Linked DNA regions of Homo sapiens: region 2 is linked to region 1. The links are chromatin loops, found by intact Hi-C in ENCODE. Cell type or tissue: ascending aorta. All regions are shown on one strand. Links, peaks and the distances in the headings refer to the core of each region. The heading gives the core; the rest is flanking DNA.

Region 1 (8,342 bases), core at 244-8,243:
TGACAGTCTGTCTTGAGATTTAAGTGTTTTTTGACAGTTTTTATGCACCTGTTAATTCAAAGCTCTTAACATATGCCAGTTAAAAAGAGCCAGGCACTAAAACATCTAGCTTTAGAGGCTAAATATGGCTCAGCTGCAATTCCAGGCAGGCAGGCAGGTGGAGGCAGGCAGGCAGGTGGAGGCAGGCACGCAGAGGCAGGCAGGCTGACGGAAACAATTCCTTCCTCCAAGATGGAAATCAGTTGTAGCTGCCTCTCTGTAACCTGAACAAACCATTTCTAGGTGGGGTGGTTGGAAACACCATTTTATTTCTCAAGGAACAGTTATCAGAACCAACTCGGGTCTTCAATGTGTTTGGTTACTCTGGATAGTGTTCTGTTGTGTTCAGATGGAGAATCGGGATTTGGAAAGACATTTATGTTCATCATGGATGCTCAAGGTGGTACTTGAGCCTCCTTGGGCCTTAAGTCTGTTTAATATAGCTATCTATCTGTCCTCTGCTCCACATCACTCCTCCACACCCACCCACACCCAGAAAAAGTGGGGGCAAATGCCCAAATTTTTCCAAAGCTGACTCCATGGTTTTTAAGGAATAAGGCCATGCATTTGCCTATAACACAAAGCAATATTTCTGGTATAAAAGAAATAATTCTTATGAACCTTAAATTAGGATGATTAAGGGATATTCATTTTAGCACTAGCCTCTGGCCAAAGGATAAATATCTCTCCATGCGTTCTAAGGACCTTGTAGTCAAAGCGTTAAAGCAGGATAGGATGGAAGCTGAATAAGCATTTGCTTTTATTGTTCTCTGAGACTATCTGGAGCAAGGTGTGGATTTGATAGATTTCAAACATCTGGTACATTCCACTTTTGAGGTTCCAGAACAATGCTGTTCAACAGAAATACAATGCAAGTTGCAAATGTAAACTATATATGTAATGTAAAAATTTCTAGTAGCCACATTTTAAAAAGTGAAAAGAAACAGGTGAAGATAATTTTAACATGTGTTTATTTAACTCATATCCAAATATTATCATTTAAATGTGTAATCAACTAATGAGGTATCTCACATTTTTTTTTTGTGCTAAGTCTTTGAAATCCAAGGTCTATTTTGCACTTACGCACATCTCAGTGTGAACTAGCCACATTTCAATTTCTTGATAGCCACATATGGCAAGGGCGGTTCTAAAATGTCAGCCATGAAAATATTCAAACAAATGAAAAATAATACTTAACGACCCTGAGCAATATTACTACAAGCCAGATAATGGCTAGGAGACTTGTAGAGAATTCAGCAGCTTTTTCTTTTCTTTTACCACCTATGATAGCACATTTTTGCCCCTTGTTTAAATGTTCTTCCTGGCTTTACAGTGATGATCATCAGATTCAAAGTAAAGACCTATAGAAAAACAGAGTTATCAAAAAGTGACATGAGTCACCTCACAGATGGAAAAATGAGTATTTGAGCAGAGTCTAAATGAAGATCTATAGAGTTGCTATGATGGATTCTGTACTATGTGATTCAGTAGCATAAGGCAGTATACACACAGCAGTTAAGAGCTTGGGATTTAGCCAAGAGGACCCGGGTTTGAATCTCATCTCCATTATTTGTGTAGTGGAATTTTTTTTTTTTTTTTTTTTTTTTACCATTTTGAATCTTCATTCCCTCATCTGTAGAACAGAAATAAGTACTTCATAACATTGTAATGAGAAATAAATGAAATAATTTATCTATGGCTCACACCACAATGCTAAAAAAATCATGGTATGATGATTATTATTACAGCGCAAAAACCTGTTTATGGATATTTGGTACTAAAGGTAAATTTCAGAGTAAGACATTTTTCATCATGTCTCCTATAACTTCTACAATTACACGACTCTCTCGTGATCTAATATAATAGCTATGGCATAGCAAGACCACCAATTATCAAAGACAGCTGAAAACCGGACATTAGAATGATTTGCAACAAAATTGTTCACTGCAAAAATTGTTGTTTTGTTTTTAGGGTGGAAGAAACAATTAGCTTTTATTGAGTGTCAAGTTTTGTTTTGTTTTAATATTACCAAGCACTTTCTGTATCTTATCTTAAAACTTCCTTGATGTGGTGCTCATTTTAAAGGTAAGAAAATTGAAGTTCAGGGAAGTCAAGGAACACACAGCTAATATATCATGTAGTTAATTTGTGAATCCCAATCTGTCTCACTTTAATGCCCCTGCTATTTCCAATACATAGGAGGGGCCAGATTTGACTTTCCCTTATCCAGAACTTTCAATCAGTAGTAGAAATTGATAGAAATGGTATTTCAGTCAATATTACACTACAAACATTATGGTGGACTGTGTTTAAGATGCATGTCCTTCAGCTATCACTGTCTATCCTGGAAAAGGGATTAGTGCTGTACCCCTGGATCATCGCTGTTGTCCACATCACAGCTGCTTTGACTTTGTCTTCTAACTGCACCACTCAGAGTTTTAGCCCTTTGAGGAGCTCACTTCTTATGTAAAAAAAAAAAAAAAAAAAAAAAAAAAACTGGAAATGGGAACACAAATAGAACACGTATTTCAAGAGACTTCTCTCAAAGGCACAGAGAACTCAGACACTACACAAATGTTCTCAGGGGAAGAATGGCAGTTACCCTAGAGGTGGGAGCCATCAACTTTCCAGGTGTGTCTATCCTAACACAACTTGGTTAAGGTTGACACATGGAGGCAGGAGGAGGAGTGGAGTGTCAAGGGAGAAGCACAGAAAATAGATGCTTGAATGCTACCCTTTTGTATAGTCATTACTGTCATGATTAAACAGTATCAATGCCTTTACAACACATCTATCACAGAAGAAAACAAAAGTCTCTGGCAACTGTTCCGAGCATCTTTGCTTCATCAAATCTAGTTTCTGTAGAGTTGCAGGAAGGGGTCTAAATAAGAATGTTCACACTGTTGCCTTAACTTTCAGAGCAGTTAAAATCTGCCAGTGCTTTGATGATAGGGCAGAGGGAAATAATTAAGTTCAGACTACCTTTGTATTTCTTACCCTGAAGGTATTCAATGAGTTTAAGCAAACTTCCCTGTTTCCCTTGTGTTTATTCATTCCAGAAGAACTGTTTCTACAAATTATATATAATTACTCACTCCTGGTCAAAGGTGAGAGGGAAATTAGCATCACAATGGCAAGTTTTCTCTCTGGGTGTCGCCAGCTCACTAACTTCCATGGATGATTTGAGTGTGTTAAGCCCCTGCTTACTAGCAGGAAAGTTCAGCAGAGCCCATGAGGACAGCATTAACAATTCCTAATCATAGACAAGCATTTCAGACATTCATTACCACACAAGCCATCAGTGGATTAGATCTAATAAGCCAAATGCTTGCAGACCTCAGCCTGGAGGCTGCTTAGACTACTCAAAGTAATGCAGAATCAAAATTGGCCCGCAGTGCGCTCCGCCTTCTTTTGAAACAACTGCTCTGCTTTTGTTGAAATGGACTGAATGAAACAAGCAGAATGGTCCCTATCTCCTTATAAGGGGGTGTTAGGAACTGAGTTGAACAACAATAGACTGACACATTTGGGGTTTAGTATTCTTTTTGGTTAGAGACCATAGGAAATGATGTAGTGTTTCAACTCAATAAAACATCTTAAAACTGAAAACTGCGTTGTTAGAGGAGGCAGACTTTGCGGGGGTGGAGGGGGGAAGTGGGGGAATAGGGATGATTTCTTCATGATTTAAAAGAAGGAAAATAACTCATCTTTTTCAGTAAGAAGAATTTGCAAAATATTCTTCCAGAAAAAAAATAAAAAACTACACACACACACACACACACACACACACACACACGAATCTCTGAGATAGTTGCCAAGTACTTCTCTGAAACCACGTGAATTTTTCTCTCGTGCATTTGTCAGCCTGACTCCAAACCATTTTATTCTTTCCTCATTTCTCGTCTCTGTTCAGTCTGTTTTTGGTTAGTTGCTTCTTGGCATAGCTTCCGTTGGAGCTGAGAGTGCCTGTTCTTTTTTCTTCTTTTTTTCCTTTTCCTTTTCTTTTCTTTTTAAAAAACTTCTCTTTTGGTGTTCTTTCTTCTGGGCTCTATAGTGACTCTGCAAAAATTACCAAGATCAGAGCAAATAGAGTCTCTGGAGCCCACGCTGTCTGACTCCATCAAACCTGTATACAGCGTAGAAGGAGCCAGGCTCCAAAGAGTGGCACCGAGACATGTTTGGGAATAGAAATGCATGCCGCCTTTGACCACTTCTCTGTGAGAGTCTGCAGCTTTCCCAAAACCTTCTTTGTGAACAGACTTACTCAACACTGCCATGTTGTGTGGAGGACTTCCCTCAGAAGAATCCTTTGAGTTACTTTTTAAGAATTAGTTTTTAGACACCCATAGAATAGAAGTTTCTATATTCATTTATTTACTGAACTATGTTATGTTTTATTGGAACTCTTTTTAACTGGCCTTGTCACAGTATGTTTTGACTTGTGGAAAAACGAAAAGTACAGTCACACTAGCTATGTAACCACATATAGCCCTAAAAAAATGCTTGCTTTTTCTAAATCTAAGCAAACAATTTTGCATCTATACCTTTGTATATATATGGAGTAAGTTTTAAAGGGCATCATGAATATTATTCTGTACTATAAAGTGAAACACACTGTCAGGGTACATCTTTGTCCTCATCCTTCTTGTTTGGGGAACTTGAATGGATTTAAGGTGGTGTTATTATTTTCACTAATGTGTGATTAGACTTCAGAATGACTAACACCAGAAAATACTCATAAGTGTGCTTCAAATTAGCATGTAAGAAAAATAAGGCAAAGTCAATTTCTCTAACAAATTGAGAGTTAGTTAAACTTGAATTAGCCCTGTAGTCTAATAGGACAGTAGAAACTGAACTATTTCTTCCTGTCTAGACCTGCTCAAGTTCATGGACAGTCTGTATTTTTGAAAAACTTACCCGTGCAGCAGGAAGCTCACTCTATCTTCAGGTCACACTTAAAATGAAGAGATTCTTTTCCTGTATCAGAAAATTATTTTCAGAGATGTGAAACACAGGGCTATTTGCTGATGATGTGCATGGGATTTATGAACAAAATCAAAATTCTATAGAATTATGTATAGAGTTTTTAAAAATAGCATGTTAGTTTCAGGAACCAAAAATAAAGAAATTAACACACACAAGTGCAAAGACTGATGTGGGAGAAAATTACCTCAAGATATAAGAAAAGAGATGTGAACTGGAATGACTTGGTTTGGCTACCTGTAAGGAAAAATGTCCAAACTTTCCTGTCTTTAGTTATGCAGCCTGGAGAATGTCATTTCAATCACTTCTGCAGTTGCTCCACTGAGGACTTTTGAAATGCTCCTTGTCTACAGATGACAGGCTCCCTCAGCAGAGAGGGAACAGAGCTTGTGGCTGTATCTACATGATTCCAAACATCTGGATTAAAAACTGAAAACATGAGGCCTGTGCCTCGATGATTTTCAAACACCTTGCTTTTGGCATTGTAAAGGGAAACAATCCAGATAGCTGGCTAGATGTTTCAGTTTTCATTCTGATATTTGTCATTGTGAAATTATAGTCGATGACTAGATAAATGTATGTTCTCTCCACCAAAAGAAGAAAAAAGTTATACATGTATACAATAGCTGGTCCAAGAGAAGTAAATTATAAAAAAAACCTTACAGCTAAATCACGGTGCCATGGTCACCTATGTGTCCTTATACACAAACACATAAACACACACGTATGTACACACATGCTTAAACGCCGACAAAAAAAATCCAGCTAGACCAGACTTCCTTCTCTATTTTCAGTTATTTGATGAGATATTTCAAGTTTACATATTTACAAAGAGAAATCATGTATTTCTGCAGTTTTATTCTCAGAGGAGCTTCAACCAGATAGCGCCTATGAGAATAAAGTGGCAAATACATGATTTCTCTTTGTAAATCAGCAAACCATTTTTCCTTCTATTACTTGTATTGCTGTGGTTTTAGTTATGTGCAGAATATATTTTAAAGGAACTGCTCAAGTTCATAATGCTCTGAATCTCTGTTATCTTAGTGATCATGTGGATGCTGAAATACAGTAAATCAATGTGCAAAAAAAATTCTAGCTTTAGTTTCTAAAATATTCTTAACTTTTTACAGTTAAGTAAAAATACAGATCCAAAAATATGTGATTCATAATCTTAAATTAATGGATCCAAAATCAAGATGATGAGAATATCTTTTGTTTTGGTAGCATGATATATTTGCCAAGTGACTTACCTTGATTTTTATTAATTAGGAAATGGAGAAATGAGGGAATGCATTGAAAGTGAAGAACTACATTACAGTTGACTTTTTAAAAATGGATTTTAATGATTTCTAAAATAAACGGAAAAGGAAATATTTAAACTGTTTGAGAAAAGCTGCTTTCAAGAGGCACATAGTATATACTACGGACTTTTTCCATGAGACCGGCATTCTCAGAAATTCTCCTGGCTATAAGCATATTCATAAAGCTCAGATCAGTAGAGACATATTTGTCACATCCTATCTTGTTATCATCTCAGTCATTCATTTTTCAGCAATAATTCCTCCTCCTATTTCCTCAGTTTTTAAGGGCAACTGCCTCTAGATTATACATATATAAATGGTATTCATTTCCAAGATATTTAATGTCATAAATAACGTCATTTTAAGATTAGAAAGAACTGGCATTTTCAAGACAATGCCCTTGAATTATCAATGCAAAGACATATGTGCTTAAGTAAAATTGTAATTATATGGGGTTATCTATGAAGTTATAAATTACAGTGTTTGAGAAAACATTTGAAATGAGTGCTGAGAAACTGTACAATTAAATACAAATGGAAGGCCTTTGAACATGTTCAGATTAGTGTAAATGGCTTCACAGATATAGATTTCATGTTTTTGTTTTAATAGCAATAAAATATTTTGTTTGTGTACATTCATTTTAAAACCGTTTTAAAAGCATAGCATATATAACATTTATGCACATGTTTACCATACATTTAAAGAGAGATTTTAATGAGGCATGGCTGGAAATCCATAAAGGTTTGCATGTCAACACTAGTTCCATTATAGAAAATATTTTCCTTCCCCTATTTCATTTCTAAAAATATAAAATGTCTGGTGAGTATGGAGGGCAAGAGAGAAGAAGTGCTTTGAATAAATATATACAGATTTTGAAGGTGGATTGACTTTCTTTCTCTCCTTTTTCCTTATTCTTTCTACCGAGAAAAGAATAAATGCATTTGTGGCAAAATTACACAGAAAAGATGTAGGATGCAACGTCACAACAGTGATAATGTAGGGATGCTGTTAGCAGCTCAGCACTCCTCTAACACTTGGGGACCTTTAGCACATCTTCGGCATATTTGCTAAGTTGGATAAATTTTTGAAAATGTACTTGTTAAAACTTCAGAATGTAGAGTTTTGTAATTTTGCACAAGGAAAATTAAATTGGTTGCAAACTAAATATTGTTATAGAAGACAAATGTATAAAAACCAAAAGCCAGGAAGGCGGGAAGGGGAAAGGAAGGAAGGAAGGAAGGAAGGAAGGGAGGGAGGGAGGGAGGGAGGGAGGGAGGAAGGAAGGAAGGAAGGAAGAGGAGAAGGAAGACAGGGAGGGAAGCGGGGAAGGAAGAATATATACAATGGGAATAGTATGGAAATAGAGGGAGAAATAACTTGGGGGAAGGTCAAAGAGCACAAAGTGAAAATCAGGATCAAAAGGGTCTGATAAAAGAATCGGACATAAACTGTAAAATATGGAAACTGAGTAAACATCGCAAATATGCCCTTAACAAACCCCAGTTCTGCAGGCTCTTCTGCTGCCACACAAAAGTGTATTTTTCAAGAAAATTGGTTACAGCAGTTACCGAGCCTTCCAACAGCAGCATGTAGAAATAAGGCAGTGAATTTAAAGGGGCTCTTCGCAGAGCTACATTCTATACCTTTCCAGTTCCTGCCCCTTTCTCCTAACCATATGGAATCCATCTCGTTCAAGGACTTAGACTAGGAGAGGGGCTTGAGGAAACTAGGGCTGCTGCTGGCTCTTTTAACGGCATGCCGTAGGAAAGTTTTATTTCCAATTGATTGGTTACAAATCAGATAAATATCGCGTCTAATGAAAGCAGCTTTGAACTGCTGGAAATGTTATCTATAGGAGTCTGGGGTTTATCAAAAGTCAAACGTAGCTTTAATCACATCAACATGCTAATTACAGGCAAACAATAAAAGCTTTAAGAAATGATTGTGTGGGTTTTATTACTATTGACAGTCACTGAGGTATATTTATTTCGGGAGGTAATTGTCAGAAGACTTTCTCCA
Region 2 (8,342 bases), core at 255-8,254, 370 kb before region 1:
ACACAGCTAATAAATGGCAGACCTATGATTTTTTTTGTTGTTGTTGGTTTCTTACATTCTCCCAATAATGTTATTTATGCACAATGATTGGCCCTTTCAAATAATCATATTGAGAATTTTAATAACATCTCTTTCATTACAAATTGATTTGGGAAAATTTGAATATTTATATACTTCACTCTTAAATATAAGCACTCTTTGGAAATCATTACCAATTCATCAAGAAGCTGTCTTAGCCACAGTTACATAATTCACAATAAATATCAATTAAGTTAAGGCTGTATGAGGAAGCTAAAAAAACCAAAGAACTCTGAACAAGTAATGTATGTAATTAAGTTGTATTAGAGCAACAATTTGAACAGCAAAATATTGTGCATATCCATAGCTCTTTAATGATAGCATAAGAGACTTTTTAACATCTAAGGTGATTACACTGAGAGTAGGTAAACAACTGACTTTATCCAATGGAATTTTATCTATTGGCTCATTTCTTCTCTGCCTCTCCTTTCTTAGAATTCTTTTTCAGTTTGCAGTCTATTAGGGCCACTGTGATTGCATCTTCAGTTAGCATGGAGCAGTGCAGCTTCATGGGAGAAAGGCATAGTTCCTTTTCAATATCTCTGCTTTTGATGGTCATGGCTTCTTCAACCACTTTTCCTTAACCTATTCAATGGTTAATAAACTTGGATCAATTTCAGAACCACAGCCAAGTATTTAAAACCTGGAAGCCATAAGTTTTTCCTTTTCATTCACTTGAAACAATTTCATTAAATTACTACCAACTAGAGCCTTCACCAATCTAGCTCATTTCTGGATATTTTATCAAGGAGCCTTTCATCGTTTGAATTCTCTAAATGATCAACAACCTTCTTGTGACAGAGCAGAGCCTGGTCCAACAGCTCTTGGTTGGGGACATACAGGCTCATGAGCCGCAGGTTCAAAGCTACTGGTCACCAGTGATCTACTCTAGCTGCCATATTGTCAAGGCCAGAGCTGGAATTCAACCTGGATATTCTAGCTCCACAGTTCATGTTCTTAACCCCTGGACTATATTATCTGTCTAGTGTCTGTGTTTTACCTAGCGTCTTAGAATACTGAAGCCATGGCAAGGTTATAAATGGTAAAAATATAGCTAATAAAGAAGACCAATCAAGACTGTGTTATAAGGTTGAGGAGAAAAGGACACACATGGCAATGATAAATTGCAATGTTTGGGGAAAGAAATGAGAATCAGTTATATTTTGAATGGAAACATGTTGGAGGGGAAGAAATTTGCAAAATAATAATCAGACATGTTTCAGGTTGGCTGCTTACCCACTGAGTTCTTAGGTCATCGCCTCTGAGAATAGCATGGGTTAATGGGCACTACTGTCCTGGCAGTTCTTTTTTTCTCTTTCTCACCATGTCACTGGGCTTTCTGGTGCACCTGGACCATAATAGCACTACTAGGCTGCTCTACCAGAGTACATTGTCTTTCACTGACATAGAAGAAATACCTTCTGATATTCCAGACACCTGAAATGGGATGGAGAATGGGAAGAGGGACCTTCATTTTGGTGGCATTTCTTGTCTAAGCAGGGATGTATCACTCAGTGGCAAGCTCTGCCTCTCAGATAATGAATGGAGCAGTGGGCCATCCATTCCAAGGTCTTGGGGCAATATCAGGATACCTCTGAATGTAGTAGTTCTTATAATGTAGTAGTTTCTTCTGTTTGTCATATGGCAAGGCAGAATGGACTTTCAGAATCTTGTTTTTGTGGTCTAGTGGTGAAGTCTTATCTTTGGGACAGCAGCCCAATTATTCATAATTATTAATTCAGAAGGTATTTTCATATATGCGTCTGCCTAATGGTCAGATGGAACTGTGGAACTCCATGACAAGCCTGCAGAATGTTCCATTCTCCATCTGCATGCAGCCTAATAACTGTATTTTCATAGAATTAGAGACTTATAATATTTAAGGCATTTTAAGGTAATGTATCTCATTCAAATCTTTCTCTTTACAGATGAGGAAACTGAAGCCCAGAGAGATGAAATGATTTTCCATGTTAATACAGAGACAGAGTAGTACCATATGCTATTTTACCTAGGAGTCAATGCTCTTTCCTATACATCTCCCTGGCTTGGATAAATAACATTGTCTGGAAATGGGAAAGATAATTATAACTGGGACAATAGTAGAGAGAAGAAACTTTAGAAACTCTGACTAGAGCAGAAGGGCAAGCAAACCAGTTTGACTCAGCACTTTGTTTGAAACTGAGGCTTATTGGATATTAAATTATAGGAGCCGCTATCCCATTGACTGATTTTTTTTTGTGGGGGGAGTAATCTTCTCACCCACATGAAAGTAAGGAATTCTTCCAAAAGCACTTAAGTACTACTATTAAGGGAACTCAAAGAGGTCATTTACAAAATAGCTTATTTACCCTTCCCACCAAGAATTTGTTGCTTTAATTGAGGGGAGAGGTTTTTTGAGAATTGGCTGGCCTGGCATTAAGCTAAAATTATTTGCTTTCCATCTTACTCCTCCTTTCCCTTTACCTTATCTGGGGTTTTACTTTATTAATTAAATTGAAAATTGTAGCATGAGTTTTTGGTTAAAAAAAAGTTCGAAAAATACCCCCCAAAATGTAGTGAGAAGAAAATCATTTGAATTCCTATCCCCCCAGGCTTCTAGTTCTCTTTTCTAAAGACAGACTCTCAAACAAGCTCTTTCTGTTTTCCTAAGTTATGTCTAATTAAGTATATTTTACTATCTAGCTGCCTCTTTTTATACACATGGCACCATATTATTCTGTGTCGTACCCTTTCTTTTTCACTTAATATTTCTTAAAGATGATTACCTATCTGTGTAGAGATTTACTTCATTCCATTTACATTTTAAAATATTGATAAAACATATTTCTAGTGCCTGACATGTGGCCAGATCCCAGAAGATGAGTTTAGCAAAGAAGACCACATGAACCATCCCAAAAGTCCTGTTGCTTCTAGGCTCAGGAATCCAGGGACCCCTTCCTATTATGTGAGCTTCCTGGGTGAGTGTTTTATAGTGAAATCATATGTCAAATTGTGATTCTCAGATGACCTTCCCAGTCTGGCTTAGAGGAGAGGGTTGTCGGGGGAGGTCCTGGGAAAGCCGACTTGCCTTGAGATTGTCTTCTTGGCTGCTGGGTGAAGCTGCACTCCTACTCTGAGATTTCTCCAAGGAGACATTGGGTTTTCCTGGCAGGCAGGGCTTCAGGCTACTCAGCGGAATGTCTATGGTTCTGTAGCTTCAAGAGGAGCCAGGAGGCTGAGCTTCCAAGCCAAGGGAAACACTGCTTCAGACTCAAGACCACGATTTGGCCGAGACCACGGGGCCTGCTGAATTTAGGAGAGGACTCTCTCATACCCCTTCCTTACTCAAACCACTCTTTGATGGAAGTGACATAAGAAATCTACTTTATTCACCAGCACACAGCAGTTGCTTGGGTGAAATGGACTCCGGTCCCATTTTGGTACAATAGGAAAGGCAAGTGCCTCCCTCTCTATCTGGGAAGAAAGGAGAAGGAAGCCAGAGTGGAAATCAGACATCTCAAGTCTTAGCAGCAGTCTTGGTCTGTGCTTAGACAAATAATCTCAAGGCGACCCAAATCCCCTGTTCATTGTGAAAACAGACAGTGCCAGAGTGAAACAGAATTAAATTGTTTCTCTTTCATGGCAGCTGACGTGTAAAAACCATTCTATTCCGACCTTGTGGTCAGAATATCCTGACACCTCATAAATTATCTTAAGGGGTCAGGGCTCAGGGAGGTTTGGGAAGGCTGCGAGTCCACACTGCAGTCAGCGTTCTGCACCGCACAGCAGCAGCGGGAGCACCTCCTTCCTGGTCTTTCCGATAGGCAGATACCAATGTGTAGGATGTGGAGGAATGTAGTGTCCTCAGAGCCAGTTTTTATGAGTTGGGACAAGCATTTTTCCCTCCTTTTATGTTTGTAGGACTTGTATGGCCACAGCAACTACTCTCATGAAGGTTTTTAAGGAAGTGAGAAAAGCACAGTGATAGCCTCCATATCAGACAGAGATTCTAGGGTGGTTTTGTCTTAGCAGAAAAAAAGACAGGGGAGGGATGGAAACAATAGAGACATATACTTACACAAGATGAAGAACTAGAGAGAAAAAAATGAACCAAGGAGACAAGAGAAAGGAAGGTGGAAAGGGGAAACGTGGGTGGCAGGAAGAAAATTTTTCTTGATTCAGATATACACCCCAAAGCGTGCACACACACACACACACACTTTCTCACACACTCTCACACACACACACAGTCTCTCTGTCACACACACACACACACATGCCTCCTCAGCAGAGTGGAACTCTTGGACTTCTCTGCCTCCTGGTGAGTTTCTTTTAGCCCACACATTCATCTGTGCCTTACACACAGTAGGTGCTCCATAAATGTTTGCCTAGTGGTAACATCCACAGATTGGTCCCCAGAGAGGGAAACAGATTTATTTTGGAAAATTCCAAGTATGTAAAGCAAAGTCCTTTGGAGCAAACAGTATTCCTATAGCCTGAACCACCATAAGGTTGAAAGAATCTGGGTATTTGTGGGTGTGTCTGGACATATTGTGTGTGGGAGTGTGAGTGGGTGGTCTGGATGGGTGGGTAATAAGTGACAGGAGGGCCCTTGAAAATATAAAGGGCTCCATAACTACTGTAAAAATAAAACTGGGAATAGCATGCCCAGACCTCCAGTCATGCGGTGACCAAACCTGACCTTGGCAGAGATGAATAAATTTTGGAGATGGATTCAAAAATTATTAGCCAATGTTTTTGGTCCCTGTGGGCTTTTATTGTTTCTTTTTTAAAGAACAGCTGGGCGGGTTTTTGGCAAGGCAAATGACTGCCACAGCCTGTAGAATTCCAGAGCCCTTCCAAGCTTTTTCTAGATTCTTTTGTATTAATGCTTTTTTATTTCTGGTTCATTATTTTCCTAATGGGATATGTCTTCTGGCTCACCCCTTGGACAAAGGATATGCTTTCTCACTGTCTCTGCTCTTAATTTCTTCCTTTATGGAAATTTTGTCTTGAGGACATAATTATGATCAGAAATACATTAGAAGTGTATTGTTTTTCCTAATTGTGTCATCCCATTCCTGATATCAGCATCTCTTAAGCATCACTGACTAGTAAAGAGATGAAGTTATTAAAACAAGCCACGTCATGGATTGACGATCCTTCTCCCAATTCCTCTGGCCTGGAGAAACAGAAAAGAAGATTCAAGGCAGAAGACAGTTAAAACCATGTTCACATCAGGCTTCTAAATAGGTTGCAGTATATGATTTTCTTTTCTTTTCTTTTCTTTTTTTTTGAGATGGAGTCTCGCTCTGTTGCCCAGGCTGGAGTGCAGTGGCGCGATCTTGGCTCACTGCAAGCTCCGCCTCCCGGGTTCAAGCAATCCTCCTGCCTCAGCCTCCCGAGTAGCTGGGACTACAGGCGCCCGCCACCACGCCCAGCTGATTTTTTTTTTTTTTTTTTTTTTTTTTGTATTTTTAGTGGAGACGGTGTTTCACCGTGTTAGCCAGGATGGTCTCGATCTCCTGACCTCGTGATCTGCCCGCCTCAGCCTCCCAAAGTGCTGGGATTACAGGCGTGAGCTACCGCGCCCGGCCGCAGTATATGATTTTCTGCAGCTGTCCCAGTGCGCAAACGCATGCTCATTGGAATGTTCATTGTAATGGTAAAGGGAGGCAGGGCAAAAGGAAGAATTGATGGGATACAGAGGGAAATCCTATACTATCCATACCACAACTGCTGATACCTGGCAAGTCTGAGTTGGTATATGTATGTCTTCATACATATATCTACTAATATACCATAGCAAGCTCTGTGATATGTAATTTAGATTTTTTTTTTAATTAGAGAAATAGCAGTTCATGAGGTTGGTAACATATCTTTAAACGTTGTGGTTATTTGGGGGTATTAGGTGGTAAGTCTTAGAAATAAACTTTCTTAGATGTTGGAGATTACATGCTACAGGTTTAGACATTAAGGAGTGTCATAAAACTAAAATTTTCTCTAAAAGTACATTGATAACAACCTTCATACTATATCCCTATTTCCTTTATACATCTTTTGAGGTTTACCTAACCATTCCCCAACTAATCAGCCTAATTCTTGATTCCATACAGTCACCTCCTTCTTGTAATTGCTGTGTACATTTGTGTGTATTTGTGTTGATTTTGTATGTTTTATTTCTTTCCCATTAGACCATAATCTCATTGGGGATAGGAATCAGTACATTTTTTTTTTTTGACCCAGGGTCTCACTCTATTACTCTGGGCTAGAGTGCAGCATCGGGATCTCAGCTCACTGCAGCCTTGCCCTCTGGGGCTCCGGCAGGAATCAGTAATCTTTATTCTGTATCCCCAAGTGCCTGGGATTATTTTGTAAATCCTATGCATAGTCAATAAATGAAGAACATATTCTACTCTCAGAGGAGCAATTTAATGCTAGGTTGGCTTGTTTTACTAACTTCCATCTCTTTTCTAGTCAGTGATGCTCAACAAATGCTGATATCAGCGATGGGATGACACAATTAAGAAAAAAATACACTTTTAAAATTATATAATTCTCTTCCAAGTCAAGAGTAAATTGCCTATTAATTTTCCATGGCTTTGTAGGTAGCAAAATGGCATTTAGACTGCAGGTATACATTTCTGATTATAAGCAATTATCCATCTTTTAATCAAATATAAACTATCTAGTTAGTAAAGATTTTAAAGTCAGTTTCTCTTGAGGTGTTCTTGTTAATTCCTCTTGGAACATTCTATTGGACCGCCCACTATCATCATCTCCTAAATTTTAAGCCTGGTCCCATAGTCCAAAGGACCACACATGGACAATCAACTGAATATATTTGACCTATTTCTGAACAAGGTTCTATGTACTCCGACACCATTAACCAAAACGACTGACTCTAAGTTCTAGTCCTTATAAAATGCAAAATCGCTGCCCTAGCTCGTTACTTCAGTCCTCTCCTCAAAATCTTTTGCTGGATTGCAGACTGATTCATGCTTCAGCTCCTTTTCTCCCACTGTAATATTTGGCTATGTGGGTCCTAGACACACTGCAAAATGCATTCTACAGCTTTCCTCCTCTTCTCTCTGGAGATCCAGCATGTCTCCCTTGGCATATCACCAAACTGCTTCTGTGTGCTGTTCTCTCTCTCTGCATTACTACCATCCATCCTGAGCTTAGTTCTCTTAAGAGACTCCCTTTATTCAGCTGTCTTTGTGGAAAGAACTACTGAATGAATTTAGAATGAATTGCCAATTAATTGGTAATGATATATTTTGGAAATATGTGCTCCTCATTCTATCTCTTGGAATATAAGATCTTCATCCCAGTGCTTCAAATTCATTCATCTATCTGTTAGCCTGGGAGAAAACTATAATTTGTTTTATAAGGAATTCAACCAGATAGATAGGAATTAGTCAGATTCTAACATACAAGATAGATTTTGAACAAAACAATAGGCTTGAGAGGCAGCCAGGCATTGTTGAGAAAGTTTGTTCCAAATAAATTATTTGCTCCTTTGGTATATGAACAACTTAGCTTGAAGTGCTCGTTCTCTGAGAACACCCCTCTAGCATAGAGAAGATGACTCTTCTGCTACAATCCCCAGGCGAGCTCCATGGCCGCAGAGGGTAGTAAAAGAAAAGCCCGCCCCTCTTTTGGCTCTAGGGATTGTGAGATAAAGCGGGTGGGAGAGTAAATCAGTGAAGCAATCGAACATCTCTCTCCCCATTTACTATAAGGTAAATAGTAAGCTCCAAGAAGCCGGTTAGGACTTGGGAGGTGGCCAGCTTACAGGCTGCCCTAAACTAACCTGGGTCACAGTCAAATCAACCAGAGAATGTAGTGAGCTCAGGCAGAAGAAACTCTGAGGTCATCCTTTCCTGAGGCATGCTTGGTTCCCTTGTGCACAGACAAATTCCAGAAAGAACTGGAAATCTGGTTAGGAAACTTGGCAAAGTGGGTGTCACTGTATTGGGGAGGGTGAAACAATTCTGTAGCAGGAGTTGCAAGGCAGAACCCTCGAACTAGGGCCTAATGATAGTCACAGCCAAACCTCATAAGGGTCTCTAACACCAATAGGAGCTGAGGTGAGGCAGAGCCAGCCAAGGGTCACTGCTGAGCCCTGCCAAGCCCAAGCTAAGACCTACTAGATGGAAAGTTAAACTGACCACAGACCTCAGCTGTTGTATGCCAGTGAGGCAGGCAGCACCTGTATTGACAAAGATGGTACCCCAGAGACACAGGGAGGGGGACGTTGCTCCTGAGAACCCTGACTCTTC

The links. Peaks named below come from ENCODE experiments on the same cell type or tissue, not always from the same donor. Only the 100,000 strongest peaks of a DNase experiment are listed, where the experiment ranks them.
Region 2: a loop joins it to region 1, with 2.3 times the contacts of the local background. A loop is called at or near these places in 1 of 110 quality-filtered maps.

What each region holds. Positions count from the first base shown.
Region 1 is chr1:170,583,221-170,591,562 of GRCh38, forward strand. No RefSeq gene overlaps it. Among named protein-coding and RNA genes, the nearest start is that of GORAB-AS1, 55 kb to the left of the region's middle. In ascending aorta, for the core only: no CTCF peak of the experiment used is centred there; a DNase peak (open chromatin) is centred at 3,421; H3K4me3 peaks cover 1,555 bases; H3K27ac peaks cover 2,723 bases.
Region 2 is chr1:170,210,523-170,218,864 of GRCh38, forward strand. All of the region lies in intron 1 of LINC01681 (long intergenic non-protein coding RNA 1681), which reads left to right. It also overlaps the pseudogene ISCUP1. Among named protein-coding and RNA genes, the nearest start is that of LINC01681, 40 kb to the left of the region's middle. In ascending aorta, for the core only: no CTCF peak of the experiment used is centred there; DNase peaks (open chromatin) are centred at 3,229 and 4,769; H3K4me3 peaks cover 526 bases; H3K27ac peaks cover 3,070 bases.